Regions from separate parts of the Homo sapiens genome. Here regions 2 and 3 are each linked to region 1. Evidence: read pairs that join two places in POLR2A ChIA-PET (ENCODE). Cell type or tissue: CD4-positive, alpha-beta T cell. All regions are shown on one strand. Region 1 overlaps SH3KBP1 (SH3 domain containing kinase binding protein 1). Region 2 overlaps SH3KBP1 (SH3 domain containing kinase binding protein 1). Region 3 overlaps SH3KBP1 (SH3 domain containing kinase binding protein 1).

Evidence for each region. ChIA-PET counts read pairs that join two places held together with the same protein. Peaks named below come from ENCODE experiments on the same cell type or tissue, not always from the same donor. Only the 100,000 strongest peaks of a DNase experiment are listed, where the experiment ranks them.
Region 2: POLR2A ChIA-PET joins it to region 1 with 30 read pairs; 12 of 35 experiments call an interaction of 5 or more read pairs at or near these places.
Region 3: POLR2A ChIA-PET joins it to region 1 with 14 read pairs; 12 of 35 experiments call an interaction of 5 or more read pairs at or near these places.

What each region holds. Positions count from the first base shown.
Region 1 is chrX:19,745,354-19,750,353 of GRCh38, forward strand. It overlaps SH3KBP1 (SH3 domain containing kinase binding protein 1), which reads right to left. Exons shown (of 18, transcript NM_031892.3): 3 at 965-1,088. Among named protein-coding and RNA genes, the nearest start is that of SH3KBP1, 140 kb to the right of the region's middle. RefSeq lists an enhancer at 2,709-2,758. In CD4-positive, alpha-beta T cell, no CTCF peak of the experiment used is centred here; DNase peaks (open chromatin) are centred at 2,488 and 3,698; H3K4me3 peaks cover 246 bases; H3K27ac peaks cover 4,944 bases.
Region 2 is chrX:19,838,567-19,843,566 of GRCh38, forward strand. All of the region lies in intron 1 of SH3KBP1 (SH3 domain containing kinase binding protein 1), which reads right to left. Among named protein-coding and RNA genes, the nearest start is that of SH3KBP1, 47 kb to the right of the region's middle. RefSeq lists an enhancer at 1,601-1,650. In CD4-positive, alpha-beta T cell, no CTCF peak of the experiment used is centred here; DNase peaks (open chromatin) are centred at 1,525 and 2,515; H3K27ac peaks cover 488 bases.
Region 3 is chrX:19,852,409-19,857,408 of GRCh38, forward strand. All of the region lies in intron 1 of SH3KBP1 (SH3 domain containing kinase binding protein 1), which reads right to left. Among named protein-coding and RNA genes, the nearest start is that of SH3KBP1, 33 kb to the right of the region's middle. RefSeq lists an enhancer at 4,015-4,194. In CD4-positive, alpha-beta T cell, a CTCF peak has its summit at 4,927; no DNase peak of the experiment used is centred here; H3K27ac peaks cover 481 bases.

The DNA of each region.
Region 1 (5,000 bases):
GAAAGGAAGAGAGGCACAAAGCTATGATCAATGGGCAGTTTACTGGACAAATTCTTATCCTGTCTAAATTTTATGAAAGATTAGCTGTTCTTCCTCCCCATGGTTATATAAACTTGCCTTCTTTTTTTCTGGTTAATGGAACCCTTTGCTAATCTAGTTCCTGTGCCTGCTTTCAAACAGCTCTCTATTTCTCTTTAAGGAAGTAATAAGCCCACTAAAAGCTGGCAGCCAAGCGCTAACCTACAGGCATGCTCAGCATGTGCCCTGGCTGGTCCAAGGTCAGGAAAAACGGAGGGACCCTAGTGTGCTCACAGTATAAAATTGAGTGGGGTCGTCTCTGCAGTCTTCTATTCTCTCTCACATTATTTCAAACAATTATCACCAAGAGGGGATGGGAGAAAAAACAAAACTCCAACAAGCTGATACCTGAAAATCTGCCTTGAGGTCTCAAAAGAGAGAAAACAAGATTGTTAAAGGTCTTCTGGTCAGACAGATGTGTTAGCTATATCTTTGCACATTCTGCCTCACAAACTCAGAGAGGCAGGGTCTGCGCTAGGGAGCCTAGCAGTTGGAGAGAGAAATAACTTGATAAGGTTTGCCTTAAATTAAAGGGAGAGTGCGGTCAGACACACGGCTCAGGCCTGCACCACAGCATTCTCTAAATTCACCTTTCATCCATAAAAATAGATATGAAAGTGAAATCTACAGCTCCAGAAAAATCATCATTTACAAATGTAGTCTACTTTCCCACTGTCAAAAAATATTTTTATTAGTTCCCTTTATTACAGTTACTATACATATAGTCACTTGCCAAGTATGTATGTGTGTATCCAAAATATATACCAAAAACCAAAAGGACAAACTCTATTCAATTTTTCAGCAATATAAAGTTTGACACAGTTCACCAGAAGTTTCCAGCTTTTGTTTGTGTGCAGGGAGGGAACCTCTTTTTCCTTTTCCATACCTCTCTTATTGGTTCTTAAAATCGTTTCAGAAGACAGCAAAGAGTTTCCACTGGGCACTTCGTGCAGGGGCTTTTCTGGAGCTTTGTTGGTGAGAGGGTCTTTCTTCATCTCTTTCTTTATTTCCTGTGAGGACAGATAAAAGGAAAACAAGATTATAGTTTGAAACTTTAGAATGCCTCTTGGACTATCTTAAGCTCCATCTTTCTGGAAATGAACTATAGCAATGCCAACTTAGCATAACATCATGTTTTAAAAACACCATTTTCTGTATCTTTGTAGTTTTCTTACATTTATTAGAAAAGCACCTGGTCCTATAAAGTGGAATAAGCCCCAGTATGGTGAGGCGACCTTATGTAACTATGGCCATTCCATGTGACTATAAAGAGAATGAGTGAAACATAAAAGCCACCATACAGCTCTAAGTGACAGCCTGTTCTTGTTAAACAATGACAAGCTTTGGCCAAGCAGACTCACCCCCTTAAAAAGCCTTCTGATTTATCTTCTTCTCAACAGAGATTTAAAGAAGCATATTCCCAAATTACCATTGTGCTCACAAGGATACTAAACCCAAAAGAAGATGATTCTAATGCATTTACAGTCATCAAGTTCCTCTGGCTTTTCAACTCTTGACAAAGAAAAAAAATAAGGATGGCTTATCACTCTAGATCAGGGGTCAGCAAATGAAAGCTCACCACTCACTTTTGTAAAGAAAGTCTCATTAGAACACAACTATACTCATGCATTTAAGTATTTTGTACAGCTGCTTTCATGCTACACCAGCGGAACTGAGTAGCTGCAACAGAGATCAAAGTCTAAAATATCTGGCCCTTTACAGAAAAAGTTCGCTGACCCCTGCTCTAGGTAGACTCTTAATCAAAGCTCCATTAAGATCTAGATTTCTGAAATCTGATGGCTAATATAATTATTTCAAATTGCTTTAATAATTTACATAATTGTTTTAAAAAGCATTATTAGACCAAGATAATAGTGACTCACAAAGTATAAGTCTGTATACAGGAATTCCCCCCAAAGGAGTAAGGATTTTCTAGGCTTGTCTGAATCCATAATCACAGTAACTTGGGGAAAAGTGAAAGCTTAGGGGCTGACCCAAAGCATGGCTGAATGGCAGGAAGAGCTCAAAGATGAGGAATGCGCTCCTTAAAAAGAGCCCATGAGGTAAGAAATGGGGATGGGCTCCCCGCTGGAAGGAACAGAGATGCTAAATTGGGTAGAGGGCCATGACTAGGCCCGAGCAGAGGGCAGAGGCAGAAAGAAAGCAACAAAAGTTTGTCAAAACAATGCCACTCCCCGCAGCTTCCTGCACACTCAAGAGTGTGTTAGTTACCATATCCAATTCCCCAGTTGCTGCCTCTGTTCACAGCAGCCTCACCCTCTCTTCCTCCCTCACCAGGGCCCCACCGGAAACCAACAACTGGGGCTGGCGCTTTGCTAGGTTGAGTGTTTCAACTGGCGTCCCAGAGGCCTAACTAGGCGAAGCTCAGCCCTAGCCCAACACCGGTACCTCTGCACACCACACAAAGCTGTGTGTGCTTGAATATATGTACACGGACACCTACCTCAGCAGCCCCAGCACCTGCTAGAGCAGCAGTTGCTGGGGGTTCCTGTAGCCTCACAGGCAGATGGCATCAGGGGACAATCTGCAAACATTGCCCGCCTGAGCCACATGACAGGATGCTAACTTGGTGATGGCTGCCAGCCTGCTCTGGCTCTGAAAGTAAAGACAACAAGCCACCAAGTGGGCTCATTTCCTCACCGGTTGCTTCTTTGGGGGAAGAACAGTTGCTCAAACCTCATTTTCCATCGCAGTGTGGGTATGACTGTGCACGTGCAAATTCCCCACCTAGACACAACGTGATGCAGTAACACAACAGAGCACAACACCCAACTTTGCCAAGGAGTAACTCAGAGAAAGTCAGTGGGTTGAGGACGACATAGCAAGTGTCTACTTAGCAATAACTGCTAATGGCATGCAGCCGGGGAAGGGTGGGAGAAGCAGCGCCAGCATTGTGAGGCTGGGGTGGTCCCTGGAGAAAGCCTCAGAAGCCATGGTTCTCAAGAAGGCTCACCCCTACTCCCCAATGCTTCAGAGCAGCACGTGGGGAGCAGCTGGCTAGGAAGGACTGGGTCTGATCAAGAGCAGGTGCTGAAGGGCTGAGAAACTGGCACCAGGAGAGAGGCTGGCCCATAAATTCCAGACTCCATTGTTCCCCCAGTAATTGTTCACATTTGCCAAATAGAGAAGCTGAATGATGAGTGAATTGCTTAAGTTGCTTCTTTAGGTGGAAGCAGGGAGGAGACAAAACCTAAAATATGTCTTGCATTTTTTTCAGAGAAACCAATCGGACACATGGCCGTGGCAGTTAATTCTATAGGCTCCCCACCTGGATAACACCCAAGCTCAATGCAGCCCCACCCAAAGCCAATACCTTTTCTCCAACCTGCCCCTTCTCCCAGGAAAGGGCAGCCTGTCTTCTTTGGTACCCCATCATCCACCCAATTACCCAGAGTAGAAAATTCAGTATTATCCCCCTATCTAAGCAGTCGCCCAGTCTGGCTGCATCTACTTTCTCAATCTGTTTCTTTTTTGTCCTCCTGTAGTATCTTAAAAACATAAAGGGAAAAAAATATAAATGCCAAGCAAAGGACTTGAATAGACGTTTCTCCAAAGAAAACATACAAGTGGCTAATGAGCATGTGACACGATGTTCAACATCATTAGTCATTAGGGAAATGCAAATGAAAACCACAATGAAATACCCTTTCGTACCTACTAGGATGGCTAGAATTTTAAAAGAAAACAAGTGTTGATGAGGATGTGGAGAAACTGGAATCTTTGTATATTGCTAATGGGAATGTAAAATAGGGCAGCTCCTGTGGAAAACAGTATGGCAGCTCCTTAGAAAGTTAAATATAGAATTACCATCTGATCCAGCAATTCCACTTCTAGGTATATACTCAAAAGCATTGAAAGCAGGGACCCCAGCAGAATTGAAAGCTTTGCCCCCAAGGCAAACTTGTATGCCAGTGTTTACTGCAACTTTATACATAATAGCCAAAAGAAGGAAATAACCCAAGTGTCCATTAAGAGATGAATGGATAAACAAGATATGGTATATCCACAAAATGGAATATTATACAGCCTCGAAAAGGAATAAAGTTCTGATACATGCTACAACATGGATGAACCTGGAAAACATTATGCTAAGTGAAATAAAACACACAAAGGGATAAACATTGTATGAGTCCACCTATGTGAAATATCTAGAATAGGCAAATTCATAGAGATAGAAAGTAGATTAGAGGTTACCTGAAAGGTTGGGAGAGGCAGAATGGGAAGTTACTGTTTGATAGTTAAAGGGTTCTCTCAGGAGTAGTGAAAATGTTTTGGACATAGATAGTACGGATAGTTGCACAACATTCTAATGTAATTAATGCTACTGACTGTACACTTAAAATAACTAAAATGGTAAATTTTATGTTACATATATTACCACAATAAAATGAATAGAAGACTCCCACATGAATAGCAGCTAACATCTGAGTGCTTACCATGTGCCAAACCCCGCTCTAAGAGCTTCACCTGGACTGCAACTTTTAATCTACACTATGGCCCTACTCAGACACCCACACAAGACCCAGGGGGCTAAGCAAACTTGCTCAAGGTCAGACAAGTAGGAGCCAGGATTGGAACTCAACCTGTCTAGCTTCAGAGCTCATCTCTCTCATTTTTTTTTTCTTTTGAGACAGTCTCACTCTGTTGCCCAGGCTGGAGTACAATGGCGTGATCTCAGTTCACTGCAACCTCCACTTCCGGGTTCAGGCAATGGTCATGTCTCAGCCTCCCGAATAGCTGGGATTACAGGCACGTGCCACCTCACCCGGCTAATTTTTGTGTTTTTTAGTAGAGGCAGAGTTTCGCCATGTTGGCCAGACTGGTCTCAAGCTCCTGACCTCAAGTAATCCGCCCACCTTGGCCTCCCAAAATGCTGGGATTACAGGCGAGAGCTCATCTCT
Region 2 (5,000 bases), 93 kb after region 1:
TAGACAACACGAGGCCAAGTGCCAAGAAAATGGGAGAGCTGGCCGGGCACGGTGGCTCATGCCTGTAATCCCAGCACTTTGGGAGGCCAAGGCCGGCGGATCACAAGGTCAGGAGTTTGAGACCTACCTAGCCAACATGATGAAGCCCTGTCTCTACTAAAAATACAAAAATTAGCTGGGCTTGGTGGTGGGTGCTTGTAATCCCAGCTACTCTGGAGGCTGAGGCAGGAGAATCGCTTGAAACCGGAAGGCGGAGGTTGCGGTGAGCCAAGATCATGCCGCTGTACTCCAGCCTGGGGAAAAGAGCGAAACTTTGTCTCAAAAAAAAAAAAAAAAAAAAGAAAAAAAGAAAAGGAAAAAAAGAAAGAAAGAAAATGATAGAGTTGCCACTTCAGCTTCTGCTGGGAGCTCTTTGCCCACCACATGGGGAAGACACATCAGATCTTACGGGGAGATGGCCCCCAAACACTCAGTTATCAAGATCATTCATAATATGGGTTTCTTTCCACCCCTGACATTGGTGTAAGTGTGGAACCATCAGGATTAGCAAGATATTTTAAAACTATGTACCTGAACCATGAAGAAAATGTCTTCATTTTTCCACCAATGTCTAAAGTCATACAATACTCAATTTTATGTGTTTCAAAAGTTTGTTAAGCCTAATAATAACAGCGTAGGAGCTTCTCTGGGGTTTTCTTGATCTTCAATTAGTACAGGAATATATGTACACAATCTATACATAATTAAGAAGATACTAAAAAAAAAAAACAAAATTTTTTTTTTTTTTTTAGACAGGGTCTGGCTCTGTTGCCCAGGCTGGAGTGCAGTGGCACCATCTCAGCTCACTGCAACCTCTGTCTCCCAGGCTCAAGTGTTCCTCCCACCTCAGCCTCCCAAGTAGCTGGGACTACAGGTGCACACCACCATGCCCAGCTAATTTTTGTATTGTTTGTAGAGACAGGATTTCACCGTGTTGGTCAGGCTGACTTCAAATGTTCTGCCTGCCTTGGCCTCCCAAAGTGCTGGGATTACAGGCGTGAGCGACCACCCTGGCCATTGCCCTTTCTTTAAACTTAAGTAATCATGCACAGCCTCCTTGCCTTCTGGCCACAGCTAGGTCCTGACTGCCTCCACATCACCTTCCAAGCTCTTCTAGACCCAAGGCCTCTCTGGCCCCTGCCACTGAGGCAATCCCAAGCTGTGTCTTGTCTTCCCTGTGAGCCCCTGAATGCCTTCTGGGTATGGATCACCCTTAGTTCTGCTGGGGCCCCTATAAGCATCCATGACATGCAGTAGGTGCTCAATAAAGACTTGATCAACTGACCACTCAGCTTGCATTTTATGATGATAGACCGTTCCCAGCCCAACAAAGGTGCTACTAAAATGTCAAGTGTCAATCACATTTTGCAAATTGAGTCATATTCTTCCGTGCACTAAGGGAGCTTGCTATTTAAAAGATCCTGTGGTTAATTCTTTTGTAACATGAATAATTACTTCCTGCTTTACCTTTCCTGTCAAGATGAATTTTTTTTACATATCAGGTTTCTCTAAGAAGAGGAAACCTGTGGCTTTGTTAAGAGCTCATAAATCATGAGGATATGTCTCTCCTACCCACTCTAAGGGCTCTTTCCAGTGCCCTCTGCAAGCCTTTGAAAGGTTTAGAACTTTGATGTCCAATACAGTGTCACTGCAAATGTGGCTAATGACTACTTGGAATGTGGCTAGTCTGAACTGACGTGTGCCATAAGATACATCCCAAGTTCCAAAGACTTGTTTAGAAAAAAATAATGTGAAATAGCTCATTATTTTCACATCAATTGCATGTTGAAGTGATGTTTTAGATCTGTTGGGTTAAATAAATATATTATACAAATTAATTTTACCTTTTTAAAATTTTATTAATGTGACTACTAGAACATTTAAAATGACATGTGGCTTGTATCACGTCTCTATAGAACAGAATGGTTTAGGATAATACTTGGCAAACAGGTGGTGAAGATCTTGGATGATACAAACACAGCCAAAATTATATCACAAGAGCCCAGAAGAAAGTCTATGCCCCCAAAACCCATTTCCTTGCCTTCGAGAGGCTGCAGGTAACTGCAGGAAGGATGAAACATTACCTATGATTTTTTTAAAGTGGTACCCTTTGAGAAATTACCTCTGGGTATGAGCAGAAAATTAAAACATTAAGCTAAATAAAATACATCAGAGGTGTAATTAGGATAACAGTAAACAAAATCCCATATTTAAAGACACCATAAATTACAAAACTTAAGAACATCTCCCTGTCAGAAAAATACCACCCTCCAGCTGTGTGCTGTGCCAAAAGGCCAGCCTCCACAAGTTTGCTACATCTACAGTCACTGCAAAAACCAATGCTACAGTTAACCCCATGTTACAAAAAGATAGAGCCAGGGGAGATAAGAGATCTGCTTAGAAATGCAAAACACTTCACCCTCCCCTATCTCTACCTTCAAACTTGCTGGAATGTCTCCTCCCCCAAAGACGAAATGGGTGGTTTTTAACTGTGGGTTGGCTAAGCCAGCTGCCTAGCAGCTTCTCAGGGCCAGCTTCTCACTATGGCGGTGGTGGTGGCGGTGGTATATCCGTGGCCCTGCTCTGTGACCCAGTCCTTCCCTACCTCCCTCTGCTCACTGTCCTTCCTGTCTCCTAGGACCAGTTCACCTCACTATAATTTCACACTGACTTACCCCAACTAGACTGCAACCTTCATCTGGGAAAAGCCCTTATCTTTGCCAGGATTCTAAATCCTTCACCTAGCATCCTGTCTGCTTCAATAAATATTTGAATAAACCAGAAAGCATGAAGGAGAATGAAAGTTTCCAATTAATTTCCTCCGCTGTATACACATATACACAATGTCACAGAGGTCTCAGTGCAGTAAGCTTTAATCATTTCAGAAGTAGAAATGTTACACACTTACTGCTTTTGCACTTATTGTGTTCTGTGAATTCTGAAGAATAAATTTTTAATTTTAGTGTTTTGTTTCAGTCCTCTGAAGGGCATAGAAAATCAAGAAGTAATTTTTTGCCAAAACAGACTTCACCAAAAAAGATCATGAGTACTGATCATTAGAGATGGAAAGAACATCAGATATCATCTAGTCTATTTTTTTTTCCTGAATTTTACAAATGAGGAACTGAGGCCTAGAAGGTTCCATGACTTAGGCTTAGAGACATTGAGAGGTAAATAATGGCAGCATCAAGCCCAGGGCTACGTTCTCCTAAATTATGGTCCACTGGAGAGAAGGAAGGATTTAAAAGAGAAAGCAGAGAAACCTGAGACCAGCGAGATACAGACTTTCACACCATTGATGCGGGCGGGGGGGTGGGGGGGGGCTCTTTTTTTCTTTCATGTATAACATAGTTTCCAGAATACCCAGAAAAAGTTACACCAGTCAGGAACATATTTAAAAAAAAACTATGTTCAAATCTAAAAAGACAGAAAACCAATCAGTGGCTGCCTAGGGCCGGGGATGGGAATGGGGATGGACTGCAGATGGGTATGAAGAATCTTTTTGGGGTGACGGAAATATTCTCAAATTAAATTGTGGTGAGAGTTACAGGATGCTGTAAATTTACTTGAAAAGTATTAAACTGTACACTTAAAATGGGTGAAATTTTATACCTCAGTACAGCTTTTACAAATAAAAATTGGCCGGGCGCAGTGGCTCACGCCTGTAATCCCAACACTTTGGGAGGCCGAGGCGGGCAGATCACAAGGTCAGGAGTTCAAGACCAGTCTGACCAACATGGTGAAACCCTGTCTCTACTAAAAATACAAAAATTAGCTGGGTGTGGTGGCACGTGCCTGTAATCCCAGCTACTCAGGAGGCTGAGGCAGGAGAATAGCTTGAACCCCAGAGGCAGAGGTTGCAGTGAGCTGAGATCATGCCACTGCACTCCAGCCTGGGTGACAGAGCAAGAATCCATCTCAAAAAAATAATAATATTAAAATTAAAAGTCTAAACAATATATATTTAAGAATTTATTATTGTAGATTGTCGGTCATTGAGGTGGTAGACTGTGTTTGTGCCCTAGCAGGAGAACACTCCCCATGCAGGGAGGGGAACTGTTTGGGGGAACTTCCCCTCCACCATGAGATAGTTTGATGGGACTGTCCATCAACATGCCCTGCCCTCTGCCAGCCAATGTATGACATAGGACCCAACTGTGATCAAAGCAATGTGACAAACACTGGAGACGGCTGGAGCAGATTCCCCCACCAGGGCTCTCAGAAGTGAGATCCCTGAAGCTGCCCAGTTGCCATCTTTCTCAGACCTGATCCTCTAGCTTCTCCTTCCACCCTATAAACTACCCCAATGCCTTCTGATAAATCCTTTTTGCTACCTTAGTTAAGGAAGAGTTGGTTTCTTTTACTTAAAACCAGAGAACCGTAACAGATACTCGTGCATCAACTTTTTTTTTTTTTTTTTTTTTTTTTTTGAGACGGAGTCTTGCTCTTGTCCCCTGGGCTGGAGTGCAATGGCGTGATCTCGGCTCACTGCAACCTCCACCTCCCAGGTTCAAGCAATTCTCTTGCCTCAGCCTCCCGAGTAGCTGGGATTACAGGCACCTGCCACAACGCCCAGCTAATTTTTGTATTTTTTAGTAGAGAAGGGGTTTCACCATGTTGGTCAGGCTGGTCTCGAACTCCTGACCTCAGGTGATCTACCCACCTCGGCCTCCCAAAGTGCTGGGATTGCAAGCGTGAGCCACCATGCCTGGCCATACATCAACTTTACATACACACAGACTCTTCTCTATGCAAGTCTGCACAAGGCCAAGTTCTTACCATCCAGTGCCCTCCCATTAGTGTCAGGGCTGAAGGGTTTGGGGGTCTGAATTTCCCAGGTCAAGGCCACAGATACTGTGGGGATCTCCGCGTACAATAAAGCTGACCTACATACCAGCCACGTTTTCCTTTTGGTGTCTTCACAAACACACCACTAAGGGACATCAACCCAACAAGCAGGT
Region 3 (5,000 bases), 110 kb after region 1:
TTTGGAGTAATTTGTCACACAGCAACAGGAACTGGAATACGCTCTACAAGGTGCCTATTATTGTTCCTGGTTTAGGAAAGAATCCAACTCCCAGAGAGATCAGATAATATTCCAGCCGCCAGCCAGTCTGGACTCAAAGTCCGTCTTCTTGCCCCTGTTCCTGCTCATATTTTTTTCAATCAATAAAGATTTTCTGAGACATATGTTCCAGATACTGTAGCTGCACAGAAAAAAAAAAAAAAAAAAAAATCCACGAACATACCCAATTGCACACATGAATATAGGCAGTAGGTTCAAATATGAAACCAGGCCAAATTAGGCCTGCTGCCCTTCTACATTCTTAGCTGACATTTTCTCAGACAGAATGGCTCTTTGATCCAGTAAGTACTTACTGACGGTCTGCGGGGACAGGGTCACCATGCTGGACAACAGGCAGATGAGTCAGGAATGCATGATCGGAGAGAAGTCAGAGAACAATAAAAAAAAGAAGGAAGGGTATCTTTCTCTGGCATTGGATAAAAGTGGATCAACATTACAACAGTGATATAAAGCCATGAAGATGAGAGTACACAAGCGAGTTGACGCCTTCTCTTAAACAGGAATCAAGGTCATCTCTTGGTTAGGGTCAGGTGAGAAGAGAATTTGAGGAGCTTGAGGAGAGAAAGTCTGGAATAAACTCACTGCAAAATGCACTACAGAATTTTCTTTTATCTCTGTCTCTGTGTATGTGTGTGTATGTGCGTGTGCACGTGTGTGTGTGTGTTTTAATTTACAAAAGAAAAAAGAGTGAGAGAGAAGTAAATGGAAGCATTAATGGGTGACAATGAGGACCACTGCAGGGCCAGAGACAAGCAGGGCCCAGGTGCCCCAGGGCTGTGTCCAGGTAGGAGAGAAAGGATTTTGAGGTGAGCTCAGTGGCCTGTGGCAGGACTGATCTAGGGAAAGTGGGGAAGCTCAGTGCCTAACAGATGCCAAGACAGCAGGATACAGGCTTGGAGGGGGTGGTCAGGGAGTAGGGGAGATGGTGGCATGTGGAAACATTATGATGTCTCACCAACTGCATAGGGCTGGGTACCTAAAGGGTGGAAGCACACCCTGCGAGGATATGTGCAGGGAGCTTTGCAGACCCAGAAAAAAAATGGTAGACAGCACAGAAGCCCTAAAAGGAAGGAAGGACAATACAGTGTCTAAGGATGGGTGGGGGTTCTCCTCCTCCCTTCCCCCTGGCACATCTCTCACCTACACAACATTCCTTTTCAGAAGTCCCTTCTCGCCCAGATGCAGTGGCTCACGCCTGTAATCCCAGCACTTTGGGAGGCCAAGGCGGGCAGCTCACCTGAGGTCAGGAGTTCGAGACCAGCCTGGCCAACATAGTGAAATCCCATCTTTACTAAAAATACAAAATTAGCCGGGCGTGGTGGTGGGCGCCTGTAGTCCCAGCTACTTGGGAGGCTGAGGCAGAAGAATCGCTTGAATCCGGGAGGCAGACGTTGCAGTGAGCCAAGATCGCACCACTGCACTCCAGCCTGGGCAAGAGAGAACGAAACTCCATCTAAAAAAAAAAACAACAGCCAGAAGTCCCTTCTCAAAGACTCTCTCTAGAACACTGTCCTCACAGAATGGGAGACTACCTGTCCATACAAGTCTCCTGGTATTAGCAGCCTTTGGAGGGTCTTGAGGTTAAACCTCTCTTCTAAATGACAATTTTTCTTTCTTTCTTTTTTTGAGATGGAGTCTTGCTCTATTGCCCAGGCTGGAGTGCAGTGGTATGATCTCGGCTCACTGCAACCTCTGCCTCCTGGGTTCAAGCAATTCTCCTGCCTCAGCCTCCTGAGTAGCTGGGACTACAGGCATGTGCCATCACGCCCGGTTAATTTTTAGTATTTTTAGTAGAGACGGAGTTTCACCATGTTGGCCAATCTAGTCTCAAACTCCTGACCTCCAGCAATCTGCCCGCCTCACCTCCCAAAGTGCTGGGATTACTGGTGTGAGCCACCACGCCCAGCCGGCAGCTATTTCTTTAAACATACCTAGAACTAGCACTGAGTCAAACAAGCTGGACTCACCAGTCTACGAGAGCGATGTGCCTACATGTATGTTAACATCCCCTTGGAGTCAACCACATAATAGGTCTGGAATGAATATTGATTGTGTAAATGAGTGTTGCCTTTGAAAGATATTATGGGTTTGAGGAAGTTCCCAGTCTTGATCCTGGAACTCAAAGGCCGCTTCAATATGGTACAGGTTTGACATTAACAACGTCACCTGCATTTATACCTGGCTCTAAGTCCAGCTGGATAGTCCTGGTCCCCATCTCCCCACACGATCTTCCCCCAAGAGCCCCATGGATGCTCCCATCCATGAAATCTCCTTCCCAACTCTTTACATCACAAAGTGCCCTCCAATCTCTTGGTCTGAGGTCACCTTCAAAACCCTTTTTCAAGCCACCTGTCATTCCATCATTCTCAGACTTACTAACTATAGCGTTCACTAAATCACTTTTACTCCTCATACACTGCTTTGTAACATCTTTTGAATTATTATCCCAGACAAGGAGTTGGTAAGCTTTTTCTTTTTCTTTTTTTCAGATGAAATGTCACTCTGTCACCCAGGCTGGAGTGCAGTGGTGCGATGTCGGCTCACTGCAACCTCTGCCTCCTGGGTTCAAGCAATTAGCGATTCTTCTGCCTCGGCCTCCTGAGTAGCTGGGATTACAGGTGCGCACCACCATGCCCAGCTAACTTTTTGTATTTTTAGTAGAGAGGGGGTTTCACCATGTTGGCCAGGCTGGTCTCGAACTCCTGACCTCAGGTGATCCACCCACCTCAGCCTCCCAAAGTGCTGGGATTACAGGCATAAGCTACCATGCCCCGCCGGTAAGCTTTTTCTTAAAGAGTCAGATAGTAAGTATTTCAGCTTTGGTGGGACCAATGTTCCACTCTAACACCTCAAATCTGCCTTTACAGCACTAAAGCAGCCACAGACAACAAACATAAATGAGTGAGGCTGTGTTCCATAAAGCTTTATTTACAAAAATAATCAGAAGGCCAGATTTTAGCTGTAGGCTATAGTTTGCTGATCCCTGTCTCAGACTGTTATTTTAACCCTTTCATTATCTTTTACATTCTATGTCTTGCTACCTCCAAACAGATTTAAGCTCCTTAAGAGAAAGGACCAGGTATTATATATTTTCATTTACTCTTAGCCTCTACCTGGCTCAGTGCTACACATAGCCTCTACCTGGCTCAGTGCTACACATAGCCTCTACCTGGCTCAGTGCTACACATACAAGAAATACAGATCTATACTTTTTAAATAAACATCTGAGTATATGTTTAATGATGTGCCACATACTGCAACTGAGTTTCTTTTTTGTCGTTTAAGTGTGCTCACTGACACCGCAAACATTAATTTCTAACAACTCATACTAATCTAATTGAACTGCGTGCCAGAAAGGATTTTTTTTTTAAACTTTCCTGGTCTGCTCCTTTGCCAGATTTTTTTCTTCTAATTGTTTCCACAGATGACCTAATACATTCATTCCACTGGCTACTTAACAGACTAACACATTCCACAAGCTATTTAACACCAGTAGAAGGAACTTAGGGTTTCTGCAGATAGAAATGCCCATTTGGGTGTTCAGTGTCTCCCCCATCGCATCATGGGAGCATGGGGAGACTGAGAGGTTTGCACAGGTAAAAGGAAAGCTTTTAAAAAAAAAAAGGAGAGGAAATCTATCACTGCTGTTCCCCACAGAAGTAGACATGAAACTATTACCTGTAACCAAAACAAAATTAACTTCAGAGTGGGTTACTGACAGTTTCTGTCATATGCTCCTAGCTTGCTTCTAAATCAATAACTGCAACAGAGAGAAGAAAGTAGATATCTTCTGAAGAATTACAAAAATGCAATAAACTACACTACCCTCCCCCAAAAAGCCCTGCTTTGGAGTATCTTAAAGTAGATCTCATATAAGGAGCTAAAAAGTAACTATTGGGTTATTTTAGAATGAAATGATAAACGGGCCTCAGAAAGCCCAAGACTTCACTTCTTGTCAGTAGCGACCTTTAAGGCCGATAACATCCCCACTTCCTTTTCTCACCTCGAATGAAGGCAAGAGCAGCTCGGTGCAGGCGGCACAGGCTATGCTGACCCAGGTCACCCAAGTCACCCTCACACTCAGTTAAAGTTTCAAATAGCTGTAAAGGTCTCTTATGGAAAAAAAGCATTCTTCATTCTCCCCAACTTCCCCTCCCCAGAGGCAACTACAGCCTTCGAAAGGAACCTCATGGCCCTCAAAAGGAACCAACCCCACCAACACCTTGATCACAGACTTCCAGCCTCCCGGACCGTGAGACAACACATTTCTGTTGTTGAAGGTGCCCAATCCATGGTACTTTGTTCTGGCAGCCCTACAAAACTAACACAAGTATTTACATCCTTATGACTACACAAACATTACTAAAAGCCTAGCCACATGGTACACTAAGATTATGTTTCTTTCCTATCACTAGTTTCTTTTCCCCTAGAGCTAATACTAGTCTTTTTTTTTTTTTTTTTTTTTTTTTTTTTTTTTTTGCTTAGTGGAGAGTTCACTTAAAAATGGATTCAACTCCAAACTCATCCTCCCTGGTCTAAATCATCTCTCAAGAGGTCCATATGCATCAGATGGTCTGTCCATTTCATCCTCTCTCAGAGCTTTCCAACCTAAGGACTGGAGGCGGGGAGGGCAGGGTGAAAGCTGGGGTGCTCTAATCAATTGGCAAGATGGGCTCTGTCCTTGATACAAGCTCAAAAGACTGCATTATCCGCAAGTCTGGGGAGTAACTGGAGGTTTGGGAGCAGAGAGGAAGTATAACTATAAATATGTGTTCTCTGATGACACCTGCGGCAGAAGGACTCATGGGCAGAGGCTGCAGGTGGCAGGAACACACTAGTTAGACAGCAAACATGGTAAATCAAGTAGGGGAATGGGAACTTGAGATGAGGCAGGGGAATAG